4 separate regions of the Homo sapiens genome follow, and regions 2, 3 and 4 are each linked to region 1. The links are chromatin loops, found by intact Hi-C in ENCODE. Cell type or tissue: B cell. All regions are shown on one strand. Region 1 overlaps CCDC167 (coiled-coil domain containing 167). Region 2 has its middle 11 kb from the start of MIR4462. Region 3 overlaps MDGA1 (MAM domain containing glycosylphosphatidylinositol anchor 1). Region 4 overlaps ZFAND3 (zinc finger AN1-type containing 3).

The links. Peaks named below come from ENCODE experiments on the same cell type or tissue, not always from the same donor. Only the 100,000 strongest peaks of a DNase experiment are listed, where the experiment ranks them.
Region 2: a loop joins it to region 1, with 25 times the contacts of the local background. A loop is called at or near these places in 78 of 110 quality-filtered maps.
Region 3: a loop joins it to region 1, with 20 times the contacts of the local background. A loop is called at or near these places in 3 of 110 quality-filtered maps.
Region 4: a loop joins it to region 1, with 24 times the contacts of the local background. A loop is called at or near these places in 4 of 110 quality-filtered maps.

The regions. Positions count from the first base shown.
Region 1 is chr6:37,483,012-37,485,511 of GRCh38, reverse strand. CCDC167 (coiled-coil domain containing 167) reads left to right here. Exons shown (of 4, transcript NM_138493.3): 2 at 318-412; 3 at 650-702; 4 at 2,223-2,500. The coding sequence ends at 2,326. Among named protein-coding and RNA genes, the nearest start is that of CCDC167, 16 kb to the left of the region's middle. In B cell, CTCF peaks have their summits at 948 and 1,151 (motif pointing left); a DNase peak (open chromatin) is centred at 1,141; H3K27ac peaks cover 351 bases.
Region 2 is chr6:37,565,029-37,567,528 of GRCh38, reverse strand. No RefSeq gene overlaps it. Among named protein-coding and RNA genes, the nearest start is that of MIR4462, 11 kb to the right of the region's middle. RefSeq lists a silencer at 888-1,047 and an enhancer at 1,178-1,327. In B cell, CTCF peaks have their summits at 812 and 1,011 (motif pointing right); DNase peaks (open chromatin) are centred at 1,108, 1,786 and 1,978; H3K4me3 peaks cover 702 bases.
Region 3 is chr6:37,653,052-37,655,551 of GRCh38, reverse strand. It overlaps MDGA1 (MAM domain containing glycosylphosphatidylinositol anchor 1), which reads left to right. Exons shown (of 17, transcript NM_153487.4): 5 at 620-752; 6 at 1,009-1,278. Among named protein-coding and RNA genes, the nearest start is that of MDGA1, 44 kb to the left of the region's middle. In B cell, a CTCF peak has its summit at 1,460 (motif pointing right); a DNase peak (open chromatin) is centred at 1,441; H3K27me3 peaks cover 209 bases.
Region 4 is chr6:38,011,813-38,014,312 of GRCh38, reverse strand. The region is part of intron 2 of ZFAND3 (zinc finger AN1-type containing 3); the gene reads right to left. Among named protein-coding and RNA genes, the nearest start is that of ZFAND3, 190 kb to the right of the region's middle. RefSeq lists a silencer at 1,426-1,720. In B cell, CTCF peaks have their summits at 1,304 and 1,510 (motif pointing right); a DNase peak (open chromatin) is centred at 1,542.

The DNA of each region.
Region 1 (2,500 bases):
AAGGGGCTGCTCCTCTCCACCCCCAACCTGTGCTTGGCCCAGAGGGCTGGGACAGCTGTGAGACCCTGGGCAACACCCACTACTGTTTACAGTGTGGCTCAGGCCACTGTCCTGTGCAGTTCAGAGCTGAACCACGTGGAGGCAGAGGACAGCAAAACAAAGACACTCCAGGGAAGACAGGCCTGGGTGCCCTGCCCTGCCAAAACGAATGGGGGGAACACCTGTCCAAGAAGACTCCCGGAGGCCCTGCTTCCCAGTCCCAGTGTTTTGAGAGCTAGAAGCCTCGGCAGCCCACCTCTCTGTGGCCTTTGTTTCAGATCGATGGGCTAGAGGAGAAGCTGTCCCAGTGTCGGAGAGACCTGGAGGCCGTGAACTCCAGACTCCACAGCCGGGAGCTGAGCCCAGAGGCCAGGTAATGCTCCTGCCCAGCCACCCCACCCTTCCCCATCAGGCCCCCACCCCCTGTATCTATCCTGGGTCCCCCAAAGTAGGCCTGAGGCAGAGGGTTTGGGTCCCTGACATCTTAGCTTCAGTGCACACCCCCCCTGCCGCCGAACAAGACCCAAGCCCTGCCAACTGGCATGCCAGCTGCCCCTCGGGTGGGGAAAAGGAAAAGGGTTTGGTCCATGAAGCTCCTTTCCCCTCACAGGAGGTCCCTGGAGAAGGAGAAAAACAGCCTAATGAACAAAGCCTCCAACTACGGTAAGAAAGTTCCTTTCAGTTACCAGCCCCAGCCTCCAGTCCCCAGAACCAGGAAGGGTCAGAAGCCCAAGGGGCCTGACAAGGCAGCAGGGAGCAAGGGGGTTCTTTGGGAGGGAACCAGCCCCCAGAGGCTGCAGACACCCCTGCTAGGTCCAGCAGCCTGCGGGAGAGCAGGTTTGTTGCTTTGTTCTAAGGGAGGATGAGACCGCCTGTGGGTCTGTCTGCTCTTTGGGATGAAGGGATGTGGCCGTGGCCAGGTCTAGGAGACAATCATTCACCTAGACATCGGAAGTCTGCTCTCCCCACGCCCCAGCCCACCCCACCCCAACCCACCACACCCTCCCAGGAAAACCATGCAGTGGGAAGTGAGGGGTGAAGGAAGCCGAACCTCCCACTTGGGTACGGCAAGGGCTCCTGTGGGTGGAGCGATGCCGCCACCTTCTGGGCGCTGGGGGCAGAGGCAGGTAGAGGCCAGGCCCGGCGGGGCGCCAGAGGGCGGCTGGCAGGCTGGTGGGCTCCCTGCTAAAGGCTGGGGAGGACCACGGTCTATAGGTGCTCCTCAGACTTGTCGGTTCTGTTCTCCCCTGGGGGACCAGGCCTGGCCATGAATCAGCCCCAGGAAGGTTCTAATGGCAAGGAGTCCCCCAGAAGCGCTGGTCTGATGAATGCCGTAGGCACAGTGCACACCTACCAGCCCTGCCTGGAGTTCAGCATGTCTGGGCCGGTGCACCCTGGGCCCTGGACTCAGTCTGGCCTGCCCAGAGCAGCTCTGCAGGTGTCTCTTCCCACTGCCCAGCACAGACAGGGATGGGACATTAGTTTCCCTTCAAGTTTAGCGGTTTTCACACAAAACCACACCACCACTCAATTTAGCCCTCACAGAGTACCCCCTACCTGCGTGTCACCTGGAGGGGATACTTTGATACAAGTGTGGCCATAGAGCAGCAGGACTGATTTCCTCTAGAGTCAAGACCAGCTGCCTCATGGACACAAACTGCATCTTAGCGTCCCTAGATTCTGCTCAACCAGGCACCCGGCAGAGGGCAGGGACTCAGGAAACACGTGGCCCCACCTAGCACCTCCTCCACTGTCAGGCCCAAGGAGGCCCCAGGTGCCCTCAGTTTCTGGTTGGCGGATGAGATGCCTTGAAGGATGAGCACCACAGCCAACCCCATGACAGGCAAGCAGACTCACCTGGCGGTCACACCACCTCCTAGCTTGGCTTTCAGGTGTGGCATTTTTGGTGACTCCTCACCCACCTCACCCTCAACCTCAACCACATTTAAAGAGCCATAGTTGAGCAGCACTGGGCGTTGGGACTTTATCAGGCTGGCTCTATAGCCAAAAGGGTGTCAGGATTTGGGCAGATTAAGAAGGGCAGAGTCATTTTTATGGGTAAGGAGGTGGCTGGAAGGGTGCGTCTTTGCCCTCAGCAGTGTGTACCCACTCGTTGGAGAGGCAGAGCAGAACAGACGGGCCTAAACTGCCTGTCCTATCCCTATCACCCTCTTTCCTCCCAGAGAAGGAACTGAAGTTTCTTCGGCAAGAGAACCGGAAGAACATGCTGCTCTCTGTGGCCATCTTTATCCTCCTGACGCTCGTCTATGCCTACTGGACCATGTGAGCCTGGCACTTCCCCACAACCAGCACAGGCTTCCACTTGGCCCCTTGATCAGGATCAAGCAGGCACTTCAAGCCTCAATAGGACCAAGGTGCTGGGGTGTTCCCCTCCCAACCTAGTGTTCAAGCATGGCTTCCTGGCGGCCCAGGCCTTGCCTCCCTGGCCTGCTGGGGGGTT
Region 2 (2,500 bases), 82 kb before region 1:
GTGGTGGGGGCCTTCTTGGCCTCAGTCTACAGCTCCATCTCCATCTTTACCTGGCCCCATGACTCGCTAAGCCTGGACCATCTCCATACAGACACTGCAGCCACAAGCAGCCTTTCCTCCAAAGAGCACCACCTTTTCGGCCAACAAGTACCACTTGTGTCTCTCCTGCTGCAAATCAAACTCAGGTCCTCTTGATCTTTTGGGAGGTGGGGGAAGAGGGACAATGAGATAATGAATGGAATTCTCAGCAAAACAGCTTCATCTGACACATCTCTGGGTCTTTCCACTCTCTTTTCAACTCTGAGCCCCTAGCTCTCTTAACCATCCCCCAGTGGCCTCTCTGTTCCTTCCACGTCCCTTTGATCTCTTTGTTCTCTGGGGCTGGGGAAAGCAGGCCTGACAGCGTTAACCCTGATGGCAGAGTGCAGGACATCAAAGAGGCTGCAAGAGAGGTTATGGATAATAGATAGGTGGAAGCATGAATGATACATATGCAGATAAATGATGGATAATGGGGCCCGCATGATGTATAGGTGGCTGCCAGAGTAATAGATGGGTAGGTACATATAGATTGATGGAGGGAGAGAGTTTCAGAGACAACAGACACAGGGGCAGCTGGAAGGACTGATTCCGGAGTTCTGATAGATGCATCGCTACTAAATAGGCAAGGAGAGGAGAGGCAGGACAGGCACCTAATGAGATAAGACAGAGGGATGTACGCCAAGAGGGGTTCCTGGGCACAAGGGGCTAGAGGAAAAGTAACCGTCAATGGATGGACACCCAGAGGCTTCCACTGACCACTGACAGTGTCCCTGGTAGGTGGCAGGATGGAGGGGGTAAGCTGAAGGAGCCCCGGTGCGTGGATGGGTGATGGATGTGTGGAGAGATGAGGAATGGCTGGGCCCATTGATCAGGGTCCTCACTTCCCTGACCTCCCTCTGCCCAGGGCTGGGCTTCCAGGCCCCTGGGTGCAGCCGGGGCGGTGGCGTGCTGCTCTGATGGTGGCCGCGCGGGGGCGCCCACAGCCGGGGCATGGCGCAGAGGGGCGAGGAGGGGGTGCAGGCTGCAGCCTGTCCGGCACCCTCCTAGAGTTTGTTTCCATGACAGCGGAGCCCACGTGACCCCTCCCCACTCCCCTTCTCTCTTTCCCTTCCTAAATAAAGTCCCTGGTTGAAAACTGCTCCCCAAGGAAGGGCAGAAAAAAGGCTTCTTGCTGGGCTGCTTTGCCTAGCATCGGAGCAAGTCTTTGAAGCCCGGCCGCCTCCCAGAGCTGCAGGAGCCAGTGTGCGCCTTCTCCGTCACTCCCTCTGCTTGTCCCTCTTGCCCTGTTTTAAATCGTTTCCCTGTCACCACCCACCGCCCCCAATCCTCAGGGTCTTCCCGACGCCAGCTTCTTTCCAGAGCCAGCTGGTATGGAGCGGAGAGACGGGGAGGGAAGCTATTATTCTGGAAAGGGCAAGGCTAACTCCTGGAAGCATGGGGGCTGGGCGGGGTGGCGGGTGCTGGAGCAGATAAGACCCTCTCTCAGAGGAAGCTGCTGCTGCTCCCAGCAGCCCTCCAAGGGACCTGCCCAGCCCAGCTGGGGTGAGGGGCCTGTCGCAGCCTGACACAGCTCGGCAGCCCCTCCCCAGCCCCCGCCATAGGCAGATGCACCCCTCCCTCAGCTCCAGCTCAGCTCCATCTCCCAGGCAGGTGGCGCACAGCTGCGGAGGAGACAGCAGGAGCACAAGCCCCGGCAGCAGCAGCCTCAGGGAGGGCTGGGGTCTGGAGGTGGAGCTGTCACGACAGGAACAAAAGATCTCTTGCTTAAGCCCAAGGTTTCATTGTGTCCACTGGAAGCCAGACACACAGACTCAAGCCCTCCAACGGAGACAGGCGCTGCTGCCTCAGAGATTTGCCTTCACAGTTCTTTTTAGTAACCACTTATTACCCTACCCCAGGGCCTCTGGAAACAGAAAATCAGATAGCCCAGCCAGAGAGGCACAGAGAGGTGAAGTGACTAGCTCAGCACACCAGTCTGGCAGCTGCAAGGCTGTAGCCACCATCAGACCCAGGGGATTCTCAGTCCTGAAGAGTTAGGGAAAACAGCAAGGAAGGAGGAACGCAAGGCATGCAGAGAAGGTAGTGTAAGTGTTGTGGGGAGGGGGTGTTTTTTAGGTACCGGATTCCCCTCCAAACAATGGCCAAGTCCCGTCCTCTGCTTCACATACCGGATTCCCCTTGAGATTAAAAACAAACAAACCAAAAATAAAACCTGGCTACTGTGCCTCTGTCTGGAAGAAGTGACACCACTTTAAGAAGCAGTGAAAGTTGTCCAGGATTGGCCAGTGGTTGGAGGGGGCAGAGAGAGAATTCCAAGCAGAAGGGACAGTGTAGCAAAGGCAGAGAGGCACGGAGTGTGAGGGGAGTGGAGACAGCTCTATAGTCCCAGGGCGAAGGTGCAAGAGAAAGAGGCAGGGCTCAGATCATAGCGTCTTGTTCACCATCCAACAAGCTTGCA
Region 3 (2,500 bases), 170 kb before region 1:
CTGGGGCAGAAAAATCAGATGGAAAGGTCAGGGAGCAGCAATGAGGGCAGGAGTGTCCCCGAGGCAACATGTCCTCCAGGAACATTGCTAGTTAGGAAAAGGCACCCCTAGGGGCAGACAGGTCATCCCAGTCTGCTGCTGGGTGGCAGAGTATTGGGAACCTGTGGCCAGGCACAGCAGGATCTGGGGGCGAGGAGATGACTCCTCTTCCCATGGGCCCTGATAGTCCCAGGAGATGGTGGTGATGCCATTCTGCCAAGGAGGGCTTTCAGCGGTGGCTGCAGGCCAGCCCCATGTTTGTGTGGGTTGTACGAGTAAGTTCCCTTCTTACCCCTCCGTTTCCCAGACTGGAGAAACCAAGGCCTGGTACTTGCCAGTGTGCACAAGGGCAACCTCAGACCCAGAGAATCCCATGATGAGGCACTGCCAAGGCTATGGAGAGTGTAGCATCCACCCCAGGCTCAGGACCCCTGGGGCTAAATGGTGAGGGTGGGGTTGGGGATGGAAAGAGAGGAATTAGACAGGCATTTGTGGTAGGCTCTGGTGCTGGGTGAATGAGTATGCGGGATCCCTGGAGACTCAAGCAGGCACCTCACCCCAGTGGTCCACTGCTGCCCAGGGGGAGACCAAGGTCCTGAAGCTGAAGAACCTGCGGCCCCAGGACTATGCCAGCTACACCTGCCAGGTGTCTGTGCGTAACGTGTGCGGCATCCCAGACAAGGCCATCACCTTCCGGCTCACCAACACCACGGGTACAGGCATTTTCCTCCCCATACTCCTTCCCTACCTGAGCTAACTCCCAACCAGGAGATAGTGCCCCACCCCACAGGGACTCCAGGCACACTGCCACTAATGTCTGGCCCCTCCCCTCCTCTTCCTGCTCCGTCTTCTCCCCTCTCATCTCCCCTGAGGGCTTCTCCAGCCTCTATGGTTTTCCTAGCCCCTTACTCTCCCCAACATCCAGCCCTGCCTCACAGTCCCCTAAGACCCCCCTCCTTGTCCTCTTAGCACCACCAGCCCTGAAGCTGTCTGTGAACGAAACTCTGGTGGTGAACCCTGGGGAGAATGTGACGGTGCAGTGTCTGCTGACAGGCGGTGATCCCCTCCCCCAGCTGCAGTGGTCCCATGGGCCTGGCCCACTGCCCCTGGGTGCTCTGGCCCAGGGTGGCACCCTCAGCATCCCTTCAGTGCAGGCCCGGGACTCTGGCTACTACAACTGCACAGCCACCAACAATGTGGGCAACCCTGCCAAGAAGACTGTCAACCTGCTGGTGCGATGTACGTGGCCTCAGAAGGGGTGGGAGGGAAGTTGTGAGGCAGACAAGGTCCCTGGTCTTTGGGAGCTACCAATGAACTAGGAAAGGGGCCTGTCTGCTTCTCCTTGGTAGATGAGTCATGCAGAGGATGTTCCACGCCCTTCGATTTCCCTGCAATTCAGCTAACTGCCAGCAGATGGCAGAAGGAATAAAATTTGTATAAAGCTTTATTGACAGTTGACAATCTACATTTCCAAATGTAACCTCAACAATCCAAGAAGTAGGAAGGGCTAGGATTGATTACCTACATTTTTTTTTTAAGATTGGGAAACTGAGGCTGCAAAAGCTAAATGGGGACATTCTAGGCTTCAAGAGTAATTTCCTGGCTTTCTCCCTGTACAGTGGTTTCTATGTGATTAACTGAATTTAAGTGAAAATAACACACATTTCCATATGCCCTATATGGAAATATTTATTAGGGAAGTATTTAAGTGAATCTGAAGATAATTACTAAATGAAAAATGATACAAAACTTTGAGCACAGTCTAAAGAAGTATAAACATTTTTCTTATTAAACCTCAGCCTCAGTAATTAACTGCTCACTATGATCTTGATTTTGACACTCTGAATTAAGGAGAAAACTAAATTTTTCTGCTTGTGCAGCTTTAGGGATTTTGTTTGTTTTCTTTTCTTTTTTTTAAAATATATTTTGGCTACCTGAGAGCATCGATTCAAGTTGCCCTGAATATACACTCCCTGTTTGGTTTTGGTTGTTCTTTTTAAAGATCCAGGCTTGTTTCCAGCTCTTTAGCACTTGAACATAAAGTACAGCTTCTGCCGAACTCCACTGAGAGTCACTGATTACATGGACTCTCTTCATCTCTCACTGACCAGTCAGTTTCTTTCTGACTCTCCTCACAGAAAGAAACTAGCTCTCTGTGACTTTTTACTTAATCAGAGCAAGAAAGAAGGTTTAAAACTGTGACTAATGACTACTTTTTCCTTCGATGGTACTTTTCCCATCAGAAGATTATTTTTCTCCACCTGATTCCATTTGGCCTTTTAAGCCTGGGTTGGTAAGATCTCAATTTACATCAAATACTTATGGTCACCTCTTAGGGTGGCTGTAGAGCCCGCCTTTCCCAGCACAGACCTGACTTGTGCCTGTTGTGCCAGTGTCCTGTCCAGAAGGTTGGGTACCTGATTAAAAACTCGATTTAACTCTTGGCTTATTTCAAACATGA
Region 4 (2,500 bases), 530 kb before region 1:
AGTAAAATTACAAACAAAAATCTCTACTATTTCACCAATTAGTGATTTATCTGTGTTAACAAATTCTCTCTCTCTTTTTAACAAAACTTTTAAAAAGTTTTACAAACTTACAAAAAAGTTGCACGACTAATATTAGTCAATCCCATACAGCCTTTATAGAATTCAGCAACCGTTTACATTTTGCCCCCATTTGCTTTACCATTCTCATTCTCTCTCTCTCCCCTTGCAAACATTTTTTGGGAACTATTTGAGAGTAAGTTGGACAAATACCTCCTTTAACAATAAATACCTGGGCTTAAATAAGCCTGTTAGTTATCTGTAGGTCTTATGCCATCAAAACCTCTTGCATCTGGCTTGAGAAAAGTATTTTCCCCAAAAGCAAAACTTTAAATGTCAGGAGTTTAACTTTAGTACCCATGCAGTATAGATTAAATAGGGTAGTGGTTCATTAACTTTTGCTGAACATCCAAATAACATGGGGTGTCTTTTTTAAAAATACTGATACCTGGCTTCCATTCCAAATACTTTGATTCCACGTGTATGAGGTGTAACCTGGACATTGGAGGTTTTTTTTGTTTTTTTTTTAACTCTCCAGTTTTTAAATGTGTGGCTAAGTTTTAAAACCAGTATTTCAGGGCTTAGGCACCTACACACCATTTGAAATACTGGTTCTAGGAAAATGTGCTACAATGCCAAGCAACTGATTAAAATAAGTCAAATACCATTACATCACAAACTGAGGCAGGTAGAAGCTTCCAATATATGGTTTTAGGCAAATACTGTGTGCTTTCTATGTGTTGTTCTGGGGCTGTAGGATGCAAAGCTAGGAAATAGGCAATACACACAAATAACTACAACAGACGGCAGTATGTACTATATCAAACATATGTCAACATGAATAAGAACATGGAATGTATTTGTTTTGAAGGTTCACAGACTGGTGAGTGGTCCCGAAAGAAGGTGAGATATTCATTAAGGGAGAAAGATGACTTTACTAGGCAAGACTGAAGTAGAATCAAAGGACACTCTGGTAAACAACATCAGCAAGAAGTCTGTGCCACAAAAATGTTAGCGAATGATAGTGTTCCATTAAAGCCCCAAGTGAAGTTGAAAATACAGGACATAAATTTTGTATATACTAATCAATGTAACTCAAATTCGTGTATTAGGAATTAGGAATGATATATATAACAGTGTCTGGCACACAGAGGTGATCAGTGAGTCTTCCTTTCTGTTTCTCTGACTTAGAACAAAAAGTTGACTACGTAAAATTTAGAAAATACACTCAAGTATAATTATGAAAATAAAATCATCCATAATCCTAGTACCCAAATAACCAATGTTGATATTTAAGGTAACTCCTTACTGAAGTTATTCCTCTAGATTACTCCAGATGTTTTATAATACAAAAAAGAATTTTGTATAAAAAACAACAAGCCCCTCAGCCATTCCCCCTCCTGATGTACACTTAAGAGGATCAACTGAAGTTGCAATATGGTCAGAGCAGCCACTAGAGGGTGGCCGAGGCTGATGCATCCATCACCCTCCCCTACTTTCTCAAAGGCCTTTAACTGCCATTCATGTTACGATTTCTGGACCTGCACACCTCATCACATAAAGATTAAAAATTACTATCAGCCAGGCATGGTGGCTCACACCTGTAATTGCAGCACTTTGGAAGGCCGAGGCGGCTGGATCACGAGGTCAGGAGTTCAAGATCAGCCTGACCAATATGGTGAAGCCCAGTCTCTACTAAAAACACAAAAATTAGCCAGGCGTGGTGGCACGCACCTGTAGTCCCAGCTACTCGGGAAGCTGAGGCAGAAGAATCCCTTGAACCCGGGAGGCGGAGGTTGCAGTGAGCCAAGATCGCGCCACTGCACTCCAGCCTGGGTGACAGTGCACGACTCCGACTCAAAAAAAAAAAAAAAAAAATACTATCAAAAAGAAAGGAGGAAGCTCTTCAGGGTAATGAAGTGTTAATAGTTTGGATATCAAATACGGCTACCCAGGATATCAAATATAGCTACTGATTTGTTAGTATATACAAAATTTATCTGCTATGTACTGTATTTCATTCAACTACTTGGTACTTTACCAAATGTCTCCCTCTGTGCTTCTTGAGAACACGACGCAACTTCTCCACTAGGAACGGAGATGCTTACATTACACAGCATACAGCAGCATTCTACATTCCACTACTGCCTGCCACACCCCATCCCCACCATTTAACATAACTGACGCAGTGTGTGCTAAACATCTCAATTCTGAATACTATTACAGAATTTGTTTCAAAGTACTATAACATATCCCAACTATCAAATGTCTAATTTTAAGTATCTTTTTTATATTTTGAACTTTCATATTATAGTTTCCAAAAAAAGAATGACAAGAAATATAGCTACGTATTCTTTAATTAGCTGAGAAACAGGTTAAAACCATTTTCCAAAGATTTACATGAAGTTTTACCTTCCCCGAATCCTCTTAATTGATCAGGTGT